Regions from separate parts of the Mus musculus genome. Here region 1 is linked to region 2. The links are chromatin loops, found by intact Hi-C in ENCODE. Cell type or tissue: left cerebral cortex. All regions are shown on one strand. Each heading gives the region's core, and the rest is flanking DNA. Links, peaks and the distances in the headings are about the cores only. Region 1 overlaps Tmeff2 (transmembrane protein with EGF-like and two follistatin-like domains 2). Region 2 overlaps Tmeff2 (transmembrane protein with EGF-like and two follistatin-like domains 2).

Evidence for each region. Peaks named below come from ENCODE experiments on the same cell type or tissue, not always from the same donor. Only the 100,000 strongest peaks of a DNase experiment are listed, where the experiment ranks them.
Region 1: a loop joins it to region 2, with 5 times the contacts of the local background. A loop is called at or near these places in 3 of 42 quality-filtered maps.

The regions. Positions count from the first base shown.
Region 1 is chr1:50,977,188-50,982,575 of GRCm38, forward strand. The region is part of intron 4 of Tmeff2 (transmembrane protein with EGF-like and two follistatin-like domains 2); the gene reads left to right. Among named protein-coding and RNA genes, the nearest start is that of Tmeff2, 52 kb to the left of the region's middle. In left cerebral cortex, for the core only: no CTCF peak of the experiment used is centred there; DNase peaks (open chromatin) are centred at 2,361, 3,619 and 4,169; H3K27ac peaks cover 1,610 bases.
Region 2 is chr1:51,114,761-51,120,148 of GRCm38, forward strand. The region is part of intron 5 of Tmeff2 (transmembrane protein with EGF-like and two follistatin-like domains 2); the gene reads left to right. Among named protein-coding and RNA genes, the nearest start is that of Cavin2, 170 kb to the right of the region's middle. In left cerebral cortex, for the core only: a CTCF peak has its summit at 2,777 (motif pointing left); DNase peaks (open chromatin) are centred at 188, 1,218, 3,271 and 5,122; H3K27ac peaks cover 2,047 bases.

The DNA.
Region 1 (5,388 bases), core at 95-5,094, 140 kb before region 2:
AAAAAATATACAACCAAAGAGATTTTATTACTGTCATCTTTCATGAAAATAGCTCTTTTTAGATTATAAGAGCTACTGCATTTTACTTAAGCTGGAATTACATTCGAATGCATAATATGTATTTTATATGTTCATGAAAATTCTGCTTCAGTTACTCTCATAGAATTTTAACTAAAGTTCATGAAAATTTCTTCATTTTAAAAAGAAATATAAAATTTGGATATAAAGATGTTGATTAAATTACAAGTAACATTAAAGTTCAAGTTAGTTAAATCAAAAAGACTGGTCACAAAATTGAATTGTATAGAGTGCTTGCATTCATGCATGAGGCCCTTAGTACCATAAAGAAGTACATGAAGACATCATTTCTTTTAAACTACATTTTTTACTATTTATGAAATATATTTCTTTAAGCAGAGGTAGTATGTCTCTTTGGCATTTAAACTAATTATTGAACTTTAGTATTATTTCTAAGAATAGTAGTTTAAATATTTAACTATAAGTTGTGTAGTTTTGATGAAAAATTTTAAACTTAACAGTTGTTAGTTTTAGACACGAGACAAGAAGTTGGCTATTGTCTTCATGCACAAATCTCAATACTAGGATTCTAACGGGCAATGACATTACTGTTTGTCTTTATGACACTGAAATAATGTTTGATTATATTTAAGTTTTGCCATTTTTGTTTATGACAGTATAAAACAATTTTCAGTGCTTCTTATCCTTTTAATCTAATGGCCCAGAAGTTATTACAACTGTTCTTATGAGTACGTATTAAGCAAATAACAATTGCTAGTTGACATAAACCAGATACCATTAATGGATCAAGTGGCTCACCTGATTAAATAATTTCCAATTGCTCAGTCTGTAATCTTTGCTAAAACGGATGGCTATCTATATAATGTAGGGGAGTATAATATAAAACAGGTGGCCTTCAACCATGTGAGGGCATCGTGCTAATGAAGTTCATAGATACTGTGGCTTTATAACAGTAGATAAGCCAATCAATTGGTAATGTAATTCTCCTCCCTTCTGGCCACTCATGACTTTTGTAGCAACATCCAATTTCTTCTGTAAGATACTGTTGTTTTAACTACTATCATGGTTTTTCTCTTGCTTAACTACCTTCCATGAGGTTAAAAATGATGGTAAATTGCAAATTGCAATTAAATACAATATCAATAAGATAGTATACTAGCTATAAAATAACCTACAGCATAATATTTGATTTAGTGCTGACTTTAGCCAGTTAAAGAAAATGATGCTCCTATAATTTTTTCAGAGAACCTGTGAGTAGTCATCCTGTCTGTTGGTGAGATTTAGTATTTACAATGTCAAAATGAGCTCTTTGCCATGACTTTCTGTCATGCTTATCCCGCACTGAGTTAAACAATACAGATTAGTGAGTATTGTGTAATAAAAATGGGCAGATCCCTGGTGTGCTTCATTTCTGATTATGTACAAGTGCTCTATTCTTTGGTGGGTAACTCATCCTTCTCCAGATTGCTCCTTCTTCCTTGTGATTATGGGACCTTAATATCTTCCTCCTAACCCATTTTTAATTCTTTAAGAATATGGTTCACAAAGGCTCTGAACAATTACCTTCATTCCGTGGGGAGCACCTACCATTTTATTCCATTCAGACTCCCTTTGGCTGAATGTTAGAGAATGTCTGGGCTAACCTTTGTAAAGCGTACATTTCTTATGCCCTCCATGGAAATAAGACATCTACCTTCCTTCTAATAATGCAGCTTCTCGGGACATTACCCAAGGATGGCAGATCTAAATGTAGGCAAAGTGTGTGGAAAAAAATTATTTCTTTGGTGTGGAGTAGAGGAAGCCTTGAGGGAACGAGTAAAGAGTGCTTAAGTCTTAGGACTTAATGTCAGAGTCCCAGGCCTGAGAATAACAAATCCACCTTAGCATGAGCCTGCCAGAGTTCTTTTAACATCACATTTGTTCCTTGACGTGAATCTGGATATACTAAAATTTACACGTCAATAATATATTTTTTATTTTTCTAAATAAATTCACATTTAGTAGTTATAAGGATCATGAAAATATAACAAATTAATGTTTCTCTTTGGATGTTACCGGACACTGGAATCACAGAAAAGTTTAGCAAAGTGATGCTGATATTAAAACCATGTACTGCATCATCTTTAGAAGAGACCAACTCAAAGGAAATAATACTATGTAACCCATCTAATACTCATCTCCTTAAAAAGAACGAAAATGCGAACCTGACATGCTGGAGTGAGCCTTTTCTACAAGCGTATGGACTAATGAGGACCTGGAACTCAAGACAAAGAGAAGCTGCCAAGGGAATCACAGAGACAAGATTCTTGCCACCACCATCTGCTTACTGTCTGGGGATTTTCATAGGAGCCAATGTAAAAATAAACAGTGAGGCACTGTTTAGACAGTGGACTGTGTTGAAGGGAACAATACCAGTTCCTTAAGTCTGAGACACTTTGGGGAATAAAGTCAAACCAGAAGGAAACTTAGTGGGTTGCAGAGAACTGTCCATGTATCATAAAGGCAAGATATTGCTATTCTGTGTCCTGCTGTGGAATAATTAATTGTGCACTATGGGAGACACCACACACACACTCGGGTCTCTGCTTCATAGGTTTGTTGCTTAAACTTTGTAAATAGTCTTGGACAGGACAGTGTTGGAAGGAGTAGTTGAATGTGTTGTCCAAGATGCACAATAAAAACTTAAGACAAATGAACTGTGATGATTTCAACATTGATCCCTATTTTCTAGGACATGTCTGGCACTTGCTACACCAGAGTTTCTATTAATTTTCTGGTCAATGTAAGCTTGTAGTTTATAATTAATAATGTCTATGTCTCACTATCCTGTCTGTATTTTTTAAAAAATATAATAGGTTAACTGATTTTACATTTGGAAGAGATTTACACAACTAAATTTTTAATAGTATATTTTTATTTATGCAAGATAAACAAAACAAGTGGGGCTTACTAACATCAGCACAAAAGGTGAATGGCAACAAAATATTGGCATCAGAGACTTACAAGGAATTGTTCTGTGATGAGTCTTTTGGATTAGGGAGTACAGCAGAGACCACATAGGGAACAAAAGCTGAACGCAGTTAGTGATGGGCTAGGTGGCATTTTGCCTTCATTGCATCACTTGTTCAATAGATGAATCAACTTATAGTCATGTGAAAGTACATAGTTGTGAGTGCAGAATGGAATTGTTATTACATGCATCTGTGGTGGGAAGCTGATGTTCTGACATACTCCAGTCTAGTGCATTTACTGTTGCGCAGGAGTATGTGCATCCTTTACTGCCTTCACCCTTAGCTTCAAGGCAGAGGAGAGTTTACTGGTGTAGTAGAGATGGAATTCATAAATGAAACCCAGGCTCTTCATGCAGTGCTTGCTTCTACTTCTTCCCTGTCTTAATCTCATACATTCAGAACTCTGTTGCCTAAGAAATAGCAACACTAATAGCCCATTCACAAAAGAGCTCCACGGCCCTGATTCTCATACAGAAGTTTGAAGGTAAGCACAGGCACAAGCTGAGCTTCCCTCAATGCTTCCCCCACCCCACTCACTCTGCTAGCCTCTCCTTGTACACACACCCACTCACACGTATTTTTGGAGGCAGAGGAGTACTGCTTGCTTCTGTGCAAATTAAGTTGCAGAAGAAAATAAATGTTGACGTGAAACTGAAATACACTCACCAGGCTGGGAAGAGCTTCTGGAGAAAGCGTCCTCTGGATGCCATTCTGGGGTTCCCAGCTCCCTTCAACTCAGCAAACTCTAGAAGACAATGAGCCGGATTTGAAAGCAAAATTAGAGGCTTAGAAGCCATGGGCATCAAAAGATTGTTTGCTTGTGGTGCAGGGAGATGGAGAAAAATAAGCAGGTCTCTAGTTCATTATTGCCAGTCTTTTTGGTTTTATATATATATGGAGATGTTTTGGATCTTAGGGACCTCCTAGACACAGAAGATAATCTAAAAATACACTTGTTTCAATTTTTAAAAAGCCACACATGTTTAAAAATCTTCCTGGGAGGTAATCTGTTAGATGAGGCTGTGATAATTTGGCTTCCAGCAGTAACAACGTATGCCAAAAATGAATCATGAAGTCTAGACAAACGCCACTGTTTTCTTCCAGAGGCGGCCAGCAGATGCTTTGTGTTTCTTGCACTCTCTAACTGGCTAGATTAATTTTGTACCATGCTTTTACTCTGCAATGGCCTTGGAACCAAAATATATATATAATTTTAAATGTGTCTTTCGGCCATTTAGATTCCCTCAGATCACTTGCTGTAACGTTCTTCAATATTAACAAAGAGTAAACTGCCTTGTGAAAAGCCTATCTGATCATCCACGATGTACCACACAGCTCTGCTTAGGCAGGGAGATCACAGGCAGTGTAATAAGGACCCCAGAGATGTTCTGCAATTGTCACAATTCCTTAATGCATGAGGTATAAGAAGGACAAGGCAAAGGAAATGCAAGCCTGGGGGAACAGAGATCTCAAGTTTGTCCATGGGCTGTCAATCAAGTACATAATTACAATTCTGGTAACCTCATTTTCCACTTCCATGATATTCATAATGTAAGAAAACTGTGAAACCGTGAAACCTTTCAGATCAAGAACACTCTTCAAAATACTTGTTATATTTGGACAAATTCCTTTGCAAATTTTCCAAATGAAATAGTCACAGAATCCTACAAATCAGGACCTTTTTCTTTTCGAGGGAACCAATGCACAGAAGGTCAGTAGAGCCTGTCCTTGGAAGATAGCTTAAATTGACAGTCTGCACAATCCAAATGCAAGTGTTAGCTGCAATAATTGTGGGAAACATGATTGAGCTTTCTACTCATTACAAGCAATTCTCCTAAGCTTCATAGACAGACTTTCCTTAATTGAGGAACAGGCATTACCAATGAATTTTTATGAGTTCATTCATTCTAGAACATTTCATCATAGTGCAGTCAGATTATTATATTAAAAATGTATATCACAACTGAAGCAGTTTTGTAAAACATGAGCTAATACACTATTGTAACTATTTATTTTTACCTTAGAGATGTAGACAAGAAAGCAAACTGCTTACAGCTTGAAAAATCATAACCACCAATAGCTAATGATTGAGATGTTGCAACTCAGAGACAGACCTCTCTTTGACCACACGAAAGTAATTACTATTGGTTATGAAGAAATGAAAAGGTCACTTAAGGTTCAACTAAGACGTAGCATACATGGATAACAATTTAGCTGTTGACTGATAATAAAAGCTAAGTTTAAGTCCACCAGAGCAGGTGCCTGCCCTCTGTGACTTAGCCCTTGCTTGAACTATGAGATATTAGTCTCTGCTAGCATTCCTATTTGCTGTTTTAAA
Region 2 (5,388 bases), core at 180-5,179:
ACTGTTGCTTGACAAGATCTAGAATCTGCTAGGAAAGAAGCATTTAGGCCCAGCTGTGAAGGAGTTCAACTGAGATGGGAGGTAGGCCCTGCCTGCATAGGCAACACGTCCCTGGGCTTGGATCCTTGACTGACTTTTCAATAGGCAAGTCAGATGATCGTGAGTATCTCTTTATCGTTCGCTGGCTGTGAATACAATGGGAGCAGCTGCCTCAAGTTCCTGACTCCCTGATTTTCCCCTAGTAATGAGCTATGCCTGGAACTTGAGCCAGAATACATGATGTCTTCCTTGCTTTCGTCAGATTAATTTATCACAGCCATAGGGAAAGTAATATCTCCATTGCATTCTGGAACTCACCAACAGGATGGACTGACTGGTCAGCAAGGTACCAAATCCCCCAATTCTCCACCTGCCCGGCACTAGGCTTAGAAACATGCAACAGGTGCTCATTGTTTATGCGAGTGCTGCAGTCAGCTTTTCCTACATGCATGGCAAGCATTCTACCAACTGTGCCAGCTCCCCAGCCCAAAGTCATCACATCTCTGTACAAAAAGCTTGTGTATTTTAAATTGCATTCGTTCTTATTGAAGTTTCATATTTAAGACATACTTTCTCCAGCATGGGAAAACAAATGATTTTCCTATTATAAACTTGCCAGGGGTTGAGCAGGAGCTGCCCAAAAATACAAACAAAAATTACTACCTTGTTTTACATTTTACATTGTAATCAACTGTAAGTTGACTTATTTAAAGAGAAAGGTAAAAGATATTATGTAACAATATGAAACAGTGGGTCTAGTTTCTCTTGTTTGCTCTTTGTTTTGTTTCATGTTGTTGTGTTTGCTGTGACAGATATGAAAGAAACCTAGTAATAGAGGAAAGGCTTATTTTAGCTCACACTTCTAAGGTCTCAGTTCCTGCTTGACTACAGAATGGCACATCCGAAAGCTCTGGTGGATTAGATGGCCAGAGGGGCGGGGGGGGGGGGAGCAGACTGGAGGGAGCCAGGGCAAGATGTAGCCTCCAAGGAAATGGACCCATGATCCTTGAGCCAGGTCTCTCCCATCGCTGTGATAAAGCACCATTACCGAGGCAACTTGCAGAAGAAAAAAATGTATTTGGGCTTGCTATTTCCAAGTGATACTGGTGTTGAAAGCACATGCAGCCAAGCCAGACTTTTCTCCTGGGTACTAGGCATTCGATCTCATTCTTGCTCAGAAAGTATTCTTGCCCACAGAGCCATCTGCACAGTCCTCACCGGAGTGTTAAAATAGTGAGCGTGTTGCCCAGTTTTAGATCTTAGCTGACACTGACTCTGAATTTGTTAGTAAGTCATTGGTTTATAAGTTTTGTTAAAATGCATTTTTGACTAGAAGTAATTCAGAATAGCCTTTTAAAAACTATTTTTCTCTAGTGGCCATTTACTATAACAAACAAACAAGCAAACAAAAAACCCTCTCATTTGATTATGCAATATAAAAAGTCTCCCAAGGTCTGAGAATTGCACTTATCTATGCGTAATGGGTAGAGAGACACAAAATATCTCCATGCAATGAGTTAATGAAGGAACTCACAACTGGTCAAAGTCCAAAGGACAAGTGCTCAGCCACTGAGCGTACCTCTGTATCACACTGCCTTCAAAGCTCATAGGCTACCATTACAGAAATGGAGGCAGAAAGATTCTAAGTGCCAGAGGTCTGGGAGTGGCACAGTGAATGAGACAGGGCTATGAACTGAGCCTGCCTGTGCAAAACTACCATAAAATCAAGCCAGTCAGTGTGCTAGCTTGCAGGGGAAGAGGCTCACGAGTTCCCACCCCTAATTGAGGAGCTACCCCTAATTGATGGATTTGGGGAAGGAAAGTCTGTTTTCTATATGGATGTGGCCCTTTGGTAGTCACAAGGGGATAGCCCTGCAACAGGAATATATGGGCAGCCTGAATTGGACTCTGAAAAAAACGCTTACAAAATGGAGTTGTATGGAATTTGATGGGGAAGTCTCAGAGGAGTTCAAGGGAAAGTGGGGGTGAAACTGATCAAAGTATCTTGTATGAAAGTTTCAAAGATTCAGTAAAAATATTTTTAAAGCCTACTGAGATAAAGCCAAGAGCAGGAACATTTTGTACAGCCATGCTTAAGAGCAGGAATGCAGACGTTTTAATTAGAATAAAAAGAATAGCACCATTAGCAAATAACTCTACCATGAAAAACTAAATGAGAGGAAGGAACTCACTGCTGCTTTAAGCATGTTGCCATGAACTTTATCAAAAAATCCATAAACTGAGTTTGTTTCTATCATGTCCCAAAGTACAAGATAAATTTATCTCATTCATTTTATTTAACCAGATAGATATATAGCACATTTACATTGTCCTCACAGACAACATGTAAAGCCGTTTTCCTATATTATTATCAGAGATTTTTGAACCTTTTCAGGATGTTTCCATGCTAAAGGCTGAGATCCACAAACAACAAAAAAATTGTCCCCTAAACACTTAGGCTATATATACGTATTACTGAATATTTTGAAGAAAAGAGAGAGAGAGAGAGAGAGAGAGAGAGAGAGAGAGAGAGAGAGAGAGCACAAAAAACAAAGAGGAGCAGATCCTGGCCACAAACAACTAGGAGTTACATTAACATTATCCAGGAGCTGGAGAGATGGCTCAGAGGTTGAGAGCACTGACCGTTCTTCCAGAGGTCCTGAGTTCAGTTCCCAGCAACCATATGGTGGCTCACAACTGTCTGTAATGAGATCTGGCACCCTCTTCTGGTGTGTCTGAAGACAGCTACAGTGTACTCATATACATTAAATAAGCAATATAACAAAATTAACATTCTTAACATGTCTTATTACTGCAGTGGTATTCTAAGATTTCAAAAGAATTTCTAAGATTTCTAAAACATGAGGTAAATAAGTAACTGACATCTATACTTTAGAGAAAACAAATAGAAATATTAAAAGCTAGAGGAGAGTTATAGTTGTCATATGTTTAAATTAAAATACATGGTGATGCTATTAATATTTTGCAACATATAACTAAAAGACATCAGTCTGTGTGCAGTCCCAAACATGACAAAAACCAGCTCTGGATGGACAGACTGTGATTAGCACACACACTGATTAGTTCTTTAATCAAAATTAAGGAGTAGGGGAAAGCAGGTACAGGTTGATGGCTAGGCTGATAGTTAGACTAATAGAATAAAGGATGGAGAAAGAGCTTTCTGAAGCAGGGAAGGCAGCAGAACCCACTCATTCACAGAACATTACATAAGCGTGACTGTTTCCTCTCCTCTTGTATCCCACGGTGTCTCTTCTGTATATGTGATTAACTGGGTCCTGTTTTCTTGGTGGAGTCTGTGGCTTGTGGAATTGTGATTTTTAACTCAGTCTAGACAATTATACACTAAGCATATTTCAGATACCAAAACTAGGCCAGGGCCCTAATTAAAAGATCTGTGCTCATGTATTTGTCACTAAATTGCAAAGATAAGTGAACACGCATGTTGGGGATTAAGTTACCGCGTGTAAAGAAGGTGAAGGAGAGAGCAGCCTGAAACAGTAAGTAGCATCAGAAAGGAATCATTCTAGAAGACAAAGGATGACTGGGTCAGGCAAGTTAGCAATCATCTGCAATCCACAGATGAGTAGGTATTAGGATGATGCTATAAAATCAAACCTAGGATCCCCGGCGGCTTCTTCATACATGGGATGATAATTATGTTAGGCCCTGTGCTGGGGATTGGAGATGGCAGATGAATGCTCAGTCCATTTAATAGAGGCTTCAGCAGAGAAGCATCAGCAAAGGCGACAAGGGACTCAGAAGAGCAGGATGGACTGAATAAACAGAAACTGTTGCTGGTGTCACTATGAAGAAAGGAAATGATGCATTTTAAAGATCATCATAGGTACACCTGTGGTATCCCGAGGCCACACATCCACAGCTAGAAAGTGACTCTTCAAATCGGCAAGGTCCATTAAGGATATGGCAATGTCAGTTATTTAGAGGCAACAAGAAGTAAGAATTTCAGAAGAGAAGCAGGCTTTGACATATTGGATACTAAATCAGTGAGCATACAGAGGTCAACAGGTGGAGGAGAATGGGAGGAGTCCAATGCTAGTTGGACTCTTGAATAGGAGAAAGGGACTTAGAAGCCTCTTGTCACAAGCCCTCAGAAATCTATGGAAATCTTTCTACCATTGCTGTCTCAGTCTAGCATCAGATCCTCTGTGAAGCCCTTCATCACTATCCTCCAGACATAACTCTGAGCCCTCCGGGATCTCACAGTGTCTACTTTACACCTAGATGGCCTGGCACTGATGACACTATGTTATGGATATCACAACTCCTCCTGTTGTGATCTCTGTGGCCAGCTGGGATCACAGCAACTGATACCAAGTAAATGCTCAAAATCGCTTATGGGTCTGCTCTAAACTAAGGAAGATCTGTAGCAGTGCAAATGTATGCTCCATGTTGGAGGGAAAGGATGGCAATAAAAGTCTCAGACCCACCAAGACCTCCAACAAGAGGCCTCGTGCGTCCCTGTGAGGGAACCATTTGTGAACCCCAGTCTCTGCTTATGTGTATGTGCCTGTATATGTGTGTCTTTGTGTGTTAACGTGTAGATGTGTAGTTGTGCGGATGTGTGTTAATCCTTATCCTTCACCTGGTTTAAAGAAGGGTACCTTATGATTTACCATTGCATAATGCCAGGGAATTAGCTTCTAGGAGTTCTTCCTTCTCTGCCTCCTATCTTTCCATTAGCTCCCCAAGATTATAAGTGTGTGCTACAGTATCTATCTTAAGATGGGTTCTGAGGATCCAAACTCAAGCCCTCTTTACTCACTCAGGCACACCCAATCCTATCCTGACTTTTCTTACTTTGTTGTTTTGTTTTTCAAAGCAGGGTTTCTTTACCATTTCTTACTTTTTAAAGCCTAATATTTAAGGGGGGGAAAGCCTCAGACAAAATGTTCAAACATTTTTACTTAAACTTCTTCATCCCGAGGATTTGGGAATAACTCACAACTATTCCTGGCTGACAGCATAGCCACATCCTCATTCCAGACTCATTTCAGAGCAATCAGATCTCACCGGTAAAACTGCAGGAAGTTAATGACGAATGGCTGGGTTGAGCTTGCAAACTAAAATGCCACCATGTGTTCTCGTGCACAGCACTACAGCGGGCAAACACCAAAAGAAGAAACAGGGAAGAGACAGATTTGAGTCTTTCATGTGATAAACACTGGTTGAAAGTCATTTTGGTGAAGATGTAATTTCAATCTTAAGCAGTTCTTTACAGAAACATTACCTTATTTCACTGGAATCTCCTCTCTCTCTCTCTCTCTCTCTCTCTCTCTCTCTCTCTCTCTTTCTCCTACAAACTTTATC